Linked DNA regions of Homo sapiens: region 1 is linked to region 2. A link is a loop called in an ENCODE intact Hi-C map of the cell type or tissue named here. Cell type or tissue: psoas muscle. All regions are shown on one strand. Each heading gives the region's core, and the rest is flanking DNA. Links, peaks and the distances in the headings are about the cores only. Region 1 has its middle 110 kb from the start of VEPH1. Region 2 holds the start of UC.134 (long non-coding RNA uc.134).

Region 1 (5,388 bases), core at 258-5,257, 920 kb before region 2:
TGAGAGCTGTGGTATTGATCCTCCAATTCCCACCCATCATTGACTGAGGGCTGTTCCTGGGGAAAGGGAAACTAACTCCCTCTATGACATAAGCTCCAAGGACTAAGAGGCAACTCTCAGGCTGTTAGTGGGTCCTGACCACTAAATGAATAGTAGGAGGGACACAGCCAGGGCCTGAATCTACTCCAGGTTGGAGATGCTTATGCCATTCAGTGGCTCTGATGACACTGCCTTGAGGACATCTGGGCTCAAGGATAGCAAGGCTTAGACAGGGGTTGGCTGAGCAGAAGGAGGACAAGTAGCCACCGTCAGATCTGGCCCAGGCCTCAGACTCTGAAGGGGCCAAGGGGTCATTTGAAGGGGGCAGAAACTCACCCTATGCTTAGGGTTGACAGATAAAATACAGGCTGCCCAATTAAATCTGAATTTCAGATGAACAATGAGTGATTTTTAATTATAAGAACAGTGCACGCAATTATATGCTGTTCATCTGAAATTCAGATTTCATTGAGTATTCCATATTTTTATTTGTTAAGTCTGGCAATGCTACCTGTGCCCCCTCTCTGAGTTGGGAGTGGGTGTGGGCAGAGGCCACTCTGGTCTCTGGCATGCCAGAGTTTTTGACACAAAGCAGAGGGTAGAAGGCCGAAGGCAGCCTGAGTACATCTCCTCAGTTAGGTAAGGAGGGGCTGTGGCTGTGCAAAGGGAAGGGAATGAGGCTTCAAATAAGGAAAAATGTTGACCTTTGGAAATAGAGTTGCACAATCTACAAATAGCCTCTGGAGTTCGTGGTGTTGCTAATGGTTCTTTTTGGAATTCATATTTAACTGACACTTCTTGGATACCTACCATGTACAACCTTCTTCCTGATCACCGTGTCACTTCATCTTCATGACCGCTCTTGTTTATCCTTGAGGACAATGAAGTCTTTCAGAAGACAGCATTGTCCAAAGTGAACACATGAGCAGTTGAAACCCAATTTCTGGCCCCAAGTCCCAGGATCCTTTCTGTTGTAGCACAGCTGCTTCTAATGAGGGATGTCTGACCCCAAGTCCCATGTCCAACACTGCCATCGCTTGTTTATATCAAGTATAAGGCAGAGGCTTGGCTCAATCAGTATGATTTTTGGTCCATATGCAAATCTGATTTACGGTCAGTTTTTAGCTCACCAATGGATTGCCATCTAGGCCATTCCACAAATACAGAATACACCTGAACTGTATTCCTCATATTAATAAACAACACACATTTCTTTGAAAATATTGTCTCTGTGAGAAAACACACCCTGCATTTGAACTGAGAATGCAGGACCAACTCGCTCCTTGCATGAACCCTGTAAAAATGAAACTTTCTCCTTCCACAAAGTCAATCCAACCACCAATTCTTACAGGAAAGGGCTGAGGCTGTGGGGCCACTCCAGGTAAAGACTCTAGCCGGTGGGCTGGAGGATGAGATGCTTCCTCCTGGAGGTTGATATGATTTGGCTGTGTCCTCACCCAAATCTCATCTTGAATTGTAGTTCCCACAATCCCCATGTGTTGTGGAAGAGACCCAGTGGGAGGTAATTTAATAACGGGGGCGGTTACCCTTATGCTGCTCTTGTGATAGTGAATGCGTTCTCATGAGATTTGATGGTTTTATAAAGGGGGACTTTTCTCCCTTTTGCTCGCCACTTCTCCTTCCTGTCACAATGTGAAGGCTGTGTTTGCTTCCCCTTCTGCCATGATTGTAAGTTTCCTGAGGCCTCCCAAGCCATACTGAACTGTGAGTCAATTAAACCTCTTTCCTTTATAAATTACCCAGTCTTGGATATGTCTTTATTAGCAGCATGAGAACGGAGTAATATAGAGGTGGAGGCCCCAAGCATGAGGGGTTAGGAGGCAGTGGCAGAGGCAGGAGAGTTGGAGTCTCCAGACATGGCGCCTGTGTCATGAGAAGAGCTGGGGAAACCACAGAGAGGAGGAAGTCATCGCTGTGGGCTTTGGTCTTGAAACCTGGAAACTTCAGAGGCAAAAGAGGAAAAAGGAGGGAGGGCTGAGACAGATGAGGGGCTCCCTAGTGGCAGTTGCTCTGGCTAAGAGCAGAGAGACAGACATTTCTAGAAAGAAAAGAGGGGGCCAGTGGCCCTAGGGCAGTCCCCTGCATGTGCAGCAGCCCGACTCTGTGAAGATGTGGGCATGTTGGTTAGGAGAAGCAGCAGCCATTTTTATGGTTCATCCCCACTCTAGTGTTATTCACCTGGAAATTTCCAATGACTCGCTGTACTTCATACTGAGAGTTGTTCCTGAATCCTGGATAAACTGATGAGCTCAAGGAGCCTTGATGTCAAAAAAATTTTGCAACCATTCTTATGACCCTAAACTAAATTCTGAAATTAACCAACCAGTCAATGATGCAGTGCCTAATGGGGACAGGGGCAGCCCTGTGTCAGGTATTGATGAATTCAGAGAGTCACTTTATATCAGAGAAGCATGAGTCATGAGCTCAGCCTTCCAAGAAGGTCTGCGAAGGGGGAGCTCAGGGAGGGTGAATGTAATTATCTAATGCAATGGCAGCCTCAATAAAGGATGGCAGGGGGACGAACAATAAAAGGAAAGTACTGGAGCATCTGATTAGGACCCCAAATATTAAAAACAACAGGGAGGATTCTCAAGAGAGTAGAGACAAAGCTTCCTTCTGGGGCGATATGAAGCAAATAGCCCCTATTCCTCTCTCTCACTCTCTTCTGAAAACTCATGAACCCACCACAAAAGAAGCCTTGCGGAACTTTAAATCCAAAATCAGATTTGCACAAAGGACAGACACTGGCTTAAAGTCATGGGATGAAGGGGCCAGAAATTTGGCTTTGATAAGTTAGGTAAAATATTTATCCTGAAGGAAAAAAATACCACCAGATGTCTTTCCTTCTAGAGAGTAATCCAGGTAAGGCTGGTGACAGCTTCTTATTCCATAATGGCATCCCAGAGGGAAAAAGGAAAATGAAAGGAAGCTCTTTTAATCTTGGCATCATCTCAGATCTGATACTTGGAAAACAGGTTTATTTTAAAAAGCAGATCAGCAGCCCCAAAGGAGCATGCATAACAGGAGCCTCCAGCTTTGTTTGGGGCCCAGCTGTTCTTGGGCAGACTGACATGGCTTCTCTTCTGCCAGTGTCAGGCCAAGAATACGCTCCTTCCCCTCTGGTGCTACAAAGAGCAACAATGCACCCCGAGGGACAGAAGAATCAGCCAACAGGGCAGGAGTCTCTATCTCCCCAGCTATTACTTAGGCCTGTTGAGGGCTCAGAGGGTAGATCCCACTTCCAGTACAGCACAGGCCAGGAAGCTAAAGGCCTGCTGCAAAGTCAGATGGGAAGAACTGCAGGACATTCTCCCCACTGCTTCACCTGTGGGGTCAGGCAGGACCACAGATCTTTGGCAAACAATGTGGGCTGTGGAAGGCCCGTGACTATCTTGTGGAAGGGTGAATTTGAATCACCCTTGCAGAAAGGCAGAAATGAGTTCTTTGCTAGTGAGTGGGCCTAGCTGGCTGCCCAGCAGTGTTCTTGCTTCCGTGGAGGGTGGGCTATATCTGAATGTATGTTTAGACACATACCATGTTCTGAGAAAGTGTGCCTCAGGGACTGTCTACTCCAACATTCCCTACAGATTCTAAGACTGAGCCCTGGTCCCAACATCTTAGAAGGGGCCAGTTAAGGGGCGACAGAAACCTGTTGTCAGTCCCTGAAAAAACTCCACATAGTCATGTAAGTGTAACAAGACAGAGATTTTTTTAAACGGTTTCTTTATTTGATAAAGATGTTCATGATGATCATTGTCCTTGAAAATAAATTTCCAAAGAGTCATGGGGCTTATTTTCTCTGTAGTTTAGCATCAAGCAGAGAGAAAAGGCATCGGACCAATAGCTACCCTCTGGGAGCTGACCTGTGCCACCCAGTTGCCAGGAAACCTGCGCCATCCAGACTCACTTGTGCTGAGGACAGCTCCTGGCACGGTGGCACCCCATCCTCACCATTCATATTTTTCTTTCCCACAGTCCCAAATCTGTTCTAGTTAATCAGTGAGGAAAACAGTTTGGGAATAAAACTAAAATGGACATGACTATGCCTGGCCCTCGCCTTTTCTAAGACTGGAAAAGAGTTTTAGATGGCAAGAGGACCCCATCATTGCGCAGACGAGGAAAGGAAAAGGAGGGAGGTGAGATGGCTCACCCAGTGGCACCGCAGGGGTCAGCAGAGCCTGGGAGCCCAGCACTTCATTCCCAGCTCCATCCAGTGGCCACTGCCATACCACGAGGTGCTGCAGGTTTCTTATTTGATTGTATTGAACAAAAACCAGGGTGGGGGTGAGGAGGTAAACACTGACTGTCACATTTTAGGCCTAGAATCCCTACATTCTATATTAGCAGAAGGAACTAAAACTGTTTCCCAAGTAAAAATTAACCAATACACAGATGTGAATATGGATGATGTCTTAGCCTGTTTTGTGTGCTATGAGTATCGCAGACCAGGTAATTTATAACAGACAGAAATTTACTTCCCACAGTTCTGGAGGTTGGAGGGTCCAAGATCAAGGCACCATCAGGTTTGGTGTCTGGTGGAGGCTGTATCCTTTGGAAGGGGGCTAGCAGAAGACCAAGCAAATGAGCCTGCGTGCAGAGGCACTTTTATAAGGGCCTTGATCCCATTCACCAGGAGAAGCCCTCATGCCCCAATCACTTAAGGCCTCATATCTTTATATTATCACACTGCAACACTTGAATTTTGGAGGGGACACATTCAAATCATAGCCAATATTTTGGCTGTGTTTCCTACCCCCACGCCATTCATGAGCCAAGTTAGAATCATTGAGCTTCTGCCCAACCATTGTGATGGATCCTCTCAAAAGACTCCTGCCTGTAATCCCACCACTTTAGGAGGCCAAACTCGGCAGATGGATCATCTGAGGTCAGGAGATCGAGACCATCCTGGCAAACATGGCGAAACCCCGTCTCTACTAAAAATACAAAAATTAGCTGGCCATGGTGGCAGGTGCTTGTAATCCCAGCTACTTGAGAGGCTGAGGCAGGAGAATCTCTTGAACCTAGGAAGTGGAGGTTGCATTGAGCCGAGATCGTGCCATTGCACTCCAGGCTGGGTGACGACAGCGAAACTCCATCTCAAAACAAACAAACAAACAAACAAACAACAACAAAAAACAAAAAAAACCTCACCTCCCTCTCTCACAGCTCTTGTCTCCTTTTGGGCCTAAGGAAAACACCAGTTCCACAGGAGAGGATGAAGGTAAATGGGAGGTGAGACGGCTCTGGAACTGGCCTCCTATGAAGCCACAGTAGCTTAATTCCCTCACGAAGAGACTTCTTCAGCCAACCACGTCTCAGGCTGCACCC
Region 2 (5,388 bases), core at 304-5,303:
TCAGAAAAGAAAGGATGGCCAATAATCTTATGAAGAAAATGCTGAATATCATTAGTCATCAGAGAAATGCAAATTAAAACAGCAGTGAAATACATTACACCAATTAGAATGGCTGTGAGTTAAAAATCTGATAACGCCAACTGTTGATGAAGATGTAGAGCACCAGTACTCTTCTACACTGCTGTTGGGAACATAAAATGGTATAACCACTTTGGAAATCAGTTTGGCAGTGTCTTACAAAGTTAAACATATGTCTACCATACAACCCAACTATTTCAGTACTAGGGCAGTATTTACTATCCAAGAGAAATAAAAACATGTTCACACAAAGAGTTGTACATGAATGTTATAGCAACCTTATTCTCAAAAGCCAGAACCTGGAAACAACCCAAATGTTCATCTGCAGGTGAATAGATTTTAAAAATTGCAGATATTCATATAATAGAATTCTACTAGCATTACCACAGATGTACCCAACAACATGGATTTATCTCAGAAACGTTATGCTGAGTGAAAGACATCAGATATAAAAGAGTATGCAATTTATATGGAAGTCTAGAAAATGCAGACTAATCTAAAGTGGCAGGAAGCAGATCTGTGGTTGTCTGGGGGTCAGGGTAGAGATAGAAATTGACTACAGAGAGACACAAGAAAATTCTTGGTAACAATGGACATGTTCTATATATTGATTGTTGTAGTGGTAACACAGAATTAACATGTACCAAAACTCACCAAATTGTATGCTTTGATAGGCACAGTTATAGATAAATTATACTTCAGTAAAGCTAATATTGTAAGTGCAATTTGAAGTATTTGGTGGTTTCTTTAAACCTTATGATTTTATATGATGCACTTCATTATTGATATAGCAAAATACTCTGCTTTTAGAAAAGAGAAATTAACATCATCTCACATCTTCTACCATCCTCCCTACCCCACCTCTGTTTAAAGGATCAAAGTTGTACATAAAATTGATAAAATAAGCACGTAAAATCATAACTATTAATCATGTAAGGTTATCAAAGATTGAAAGGCTACAGAGCAGCCTAGTGCAATGGGAAGCGTAGAGGATGTTTGAAGTACTAAGACTTGGTTTCATATCCAAAATCTAGCTCTAATAGTATATCTTAAACTTAGAAATGAGTATATTACGTATTACCAAAAATTAGGATCAAGTGAAACATGCTAAGGCACTTGCAAACACAACAAATCCCTGTTCCTACCCACTGTATAGTCAGATCTTAACTGCTTGCAGATAAAAGTTCTAAATAAGAATTAGTTTGATTTGCCAATGAACTCTGAGAGAGCAACTGGAAATCTCAACCAGAAATCTCCAACACCTAGCCTAGCACCTGGCATAAATACATGTTAACTAAATTAATTTCCTATTTCTGAACCCCAGTGTTTTTATTGGCTCTGTTCAGAGAAATTAAGGCACATGGGGCCATAGACTATTTTCTCTAAGCTTATGAGCCGAAACATAATATGCTTACAAGAAGAGACATTAGAACTCATAACTTTATACTGACTAATGTTCAAATACAATTATGTTAGGTATCCATTTGCTTCTGACATCACAAAAGAACAGATCACAAAAGACTTGGACTTAAGCTGTCTGCTTTTCCTTGCATAATAAGTCCCCTGGTTCAGGGAATCCAGTCATTATAGAATTTAGCCTAACTGCTTCTAATCCATGTAGGACTTTTTATTAAAGATGAAAACTAGTAAAGAATTAACCATGAGAGGAAATAAAAGATTAATTCAAGTCAGTCATCACCGTATCTATATCTTAAGAAGTTAATAGTTCAAAATCTTTTTTTTTTTTTTTTTTTTTTTACTGGTAGAAGACTTCTGAATATACTCGCCGCTTCTGAATATACTCCCAGCCCCATGGTGTTAGGGGTAGGTTGCAACTATGTAACTCCAAGCTGACTGGGCTGGCACCAACATCATCAGCACTGCTAACATCTTCCAGCAAGTTTTAGTTCATTAATCTTAATGCCATACATGTACCCTTTCTCTAGCTAGTGGGTGGCCAGACATAAAAACTTGCAAACAGAGGCAAAGACATTAATGGGATGATGCAAGAAGAGAGTTGGAGATTTTTTTTTAAATCTCCTTTGCACATAGGAGTGACCCTAATCAATGCTTTTTGGTGAATATAAGCAGAATACATCTTGTTGCCTTCTCTAGAATAGAGAACTAAGTAGATATGTTGCCTCTGGGTTCAATATTTATTTCTGGAAACTCTTTTCATTTTACTACCATCCTCTAATAAACCAATACATCCACTTTGTAAAATATAAGACTCTGGAGTTATTATATGTGCTTATAAAAACACACCTTTAGATAAGTGGTTTTTCCAATCTTCTGATACTCCTCATTTCCTTCTCATTGATTTTCAAGTTTCAACACAATTTTTTAAAAATAAGGATTTAAACATGAGACAGTAAACCTGGGTAAAGAACTAAGGGGTTTTGAAATTCAAAGTTATTATTTCTGTTTTTAGTAGCTGTTCCACCCTTGCAAATATGTATAATAATTAGCCACAATTAATATTCCTCTTTTCCCTAATTCATTATAAAAAGTATAACTTCTATACAATAATGCATTACATTTTTATCATGAGAAATCATAACAATATCTTTATATTTGAACCTGAACTTCAATATGAATTTGTGAGATTTTTTATATTAATGTGTGTATTTTGTAATGTATGTGGTATGTGTATATATATGTTTATTTTAGACACATTTGACTACATTTATATATTCATAGAGATTTACATAGAGGCATTAAAAAAACAGGCATAGTCAGTCATGGATGTTCATTATATATAAAGGTTATTGGGGATGCAAAGATATAAAAGATAGAAGAACCTAGTAATTGCCTTTAAGATCAGAGCACAAAGCATTAGTTTGGATTTTACAAGGCCAGCCAGCAACAAAAGAGCAGTAATTTATGAGCTCAGCGTAAAAGAATAGCATAATTGCATTAAAAATTAATGCTAATGAACACTAAAATGGGGAAGGTGGTTATGATGAAAGTTTGTATTCATCTTTCCTGGTTTGAATGATGGCTAGTGGCTTGATTAATGGCTTAATTTCTATCAATTAGCGGGGAAAAATCTCCTGCGAGACAAGGGTAAATTGAGCATTGAATTACATATCTTGCTTTTGTGTGCTAAGAAAAAAGAGCTGCGTATCTCTGATATTAGCCACAGTGACAAATGTGGTGTGCCCTGCGATGTCTGCATTAGCTCTCCTGACAGGCGAGTTGTGTGTGGTTATGGGGTGTTTAGAGATGGCTGGCAGACAGCATTCACTGCAAGTTCCTTAGAAACATACAACTCTTCCATCTACAGAATTTTAATTAGAGTCGATAAGGATTCTAGAATTAAAATGGACAGCAAACAGCAACTGCAGAATCTGTATTCTGACCTATTAATCTGGTATACATCAAATTATATTCCTTTTTCCTACCCTATTAAAATAAGAAAACTTCCAGTAGCTTTAGTTTTGTTGGGATTATGAATTCTTACCACTCTATTAAAGTGGATTTGACTATCAATGTTGATTACATTTGCAATAAGCATAAGGCAGTAGTCTATATTTTGGGACTATGTAGTGGTTGTTGGTTTAACCAAATTCATGGAAACCATTCTTGTTTTTTGTAACAATTGCTGAACAGTAAATAAAGAGCAGCTTAAAGTGACAATTTCCTACTTAGGTTGTTTGCAGGCTTAAGGGAAAAAAATGCTAGGTTTTTAGAAACTTTTTAAATTCATTTACAAAGGTTTTCTAGATGTGATATATATATATATCCCTTTAAAAATTTCAAATGTGAAAGATTCTGAAAATGCACATCTGTAATCTAGTTCAAGATAATGCCAGAAGAGTAAGATATTATATAAAATATATATATTTTATGTATATATGTATGTGTGTGTGTATATATATATATATATATATCCTACAAATAAAGCTACACTGTATTTTACTGAATGAGTAAGCATTAAAATGCAGAATAAGGACAATATCAAGAATATTTATTACTTATTATAAATGGATGGAGTGGGGAAAAAATAAATTGTTGCTTGGCAGGAGTGGGTAAAGAATTCATTTGACTGGAAGATGACTAGTCACAATTCAGGGGTTGAATCCCAGTTGTACCACCAACTAGCCATGTGGCTGTCACCAAGTTATTTATTAGCCTCAGTTTCTCATCTTTACAATGAGGGTAACAGTATTATTCCTCATGGTCATGATATTTAAATGAGGTAATCCATGTGAAGTGCTCAGCGCAGAGTGCCTTAAATTTCTATTGCTGTTACTATTACTTACTTCTGCTACCAGAACAGCTCATCTGGCCTTCTAAACAATGACTTAAATGAAAAATTCATTTCTATGACTTTCCCCACTGGAAAGGTATTACATATATCGATGATGAAAACAAAAATTTCCGTGGACATATATACACCAGAACAAAATATGTTTGCTTTAAAACATGGTTTCTACCGCCTAACTGTCATTTTGGGTAGTTTGTGTTATAAGACATCCATTAGGAAGTGACAAGATCTCCCATCTCTTTAGTCACTGAAGCCTGGGTAACCATATGTCAGCAAAATACCACTTTCCTATTCAACCCAGAGCATTCAGTGAATCATGGTAGACTCCAGTGCCTTGGTGGGTGGTAAAATTCAGCTGGGCCTTTTGTGCCTTCTCATAGATGTGCACAGGCCTGTCCTCCACTGCTTCCACTCCTTCTCTCCTCCTCCTATCATTTCCACATCCTGGCACACCACAGGTTTACCAGAAGATGTATGAGCTAAAGCCATTTTCTACTTGCCTGAACTCAAGAATATTGCCAGCTTATTATAAACCATACTGTCAGAAATATACAGATTTATATAAGAATTGTTTAGCCAACTTCCGTGTCTTTAGTACTGTTACTAAATTAGCACTTTTGTTTATGCTGTGCTTCCTGTATCTGCTACCATTTCTTAAGTGCTTTTAATGCTTCCCTATCGCTGTGTGGAGCACAGGTTATCATCTCCCAGATTTTTGTGGCTTGCTTTTTCACATCATTTTTGCCTTCTGAAATACCACCATGTCAGAGAGTTCTTCTCTGGTTACCCCATCTGAAATAGTTTCCTTTCCTCCTTTCTAGCCCTCTAGCCTGCTCTATTTTCCTTGATATTATATTATTTACTTGTTTATTATTTGTCTCCCTCATTAAAACATAAGCTCATGAAGGAAGAAACTCTCATTCATTTCCAAGTCCTACTATGTGGAACAATGCCTGGTACATTGAATGTGCTCACTTATTTGAAAAGAGAGGGATGGAGGGAGGGAGGGAAGATGTGGGGGGGAAATCTCTCAACCACCC

The links. Peaks named below come from ENCODE experiments on the same cell type or tissue, not always from the same donor. Only the 100,000 strongest peaks of a DNase experiment are listed, where the experiment ranks them.
Region 1: a loop joins it to region 2, with 4 times the contacts of the local background. A loop is called at or near these places in 66 of 110 quality-filtered maps.

The regions. Positions count from the first base shown.
Region 1 is chr3:157,609,405-157,614,792 of GRCh38, forward strand. No RefSeq gene overlaps it. Among named protein-coding and RNA genes, the nearest start is that of VEPH1, 110 kb to the left of the region's middle. In psoas muscle, for the core only: no CTCF peak of the experiment used is centred there; no DNase peak of the experiment used is centred there.
Region 2 is chr3:158,525,265-158,530,652 of GRCh38, forward strand. All of the region lies in intron 7 of RSRC1 (arginine and serine rich coiled-coil 1), which reads left to right. UC.134 (long non-coding RNA uc.134) reads left to right here and starts at 1,444. Exons shown (of 1, transcript NR_148407.1): 1 at 1,444-3,310. In psoas muscle, for the core only: no CTCF peak of the experiment used is centred there; no DNase peak of the experiment used is centred there.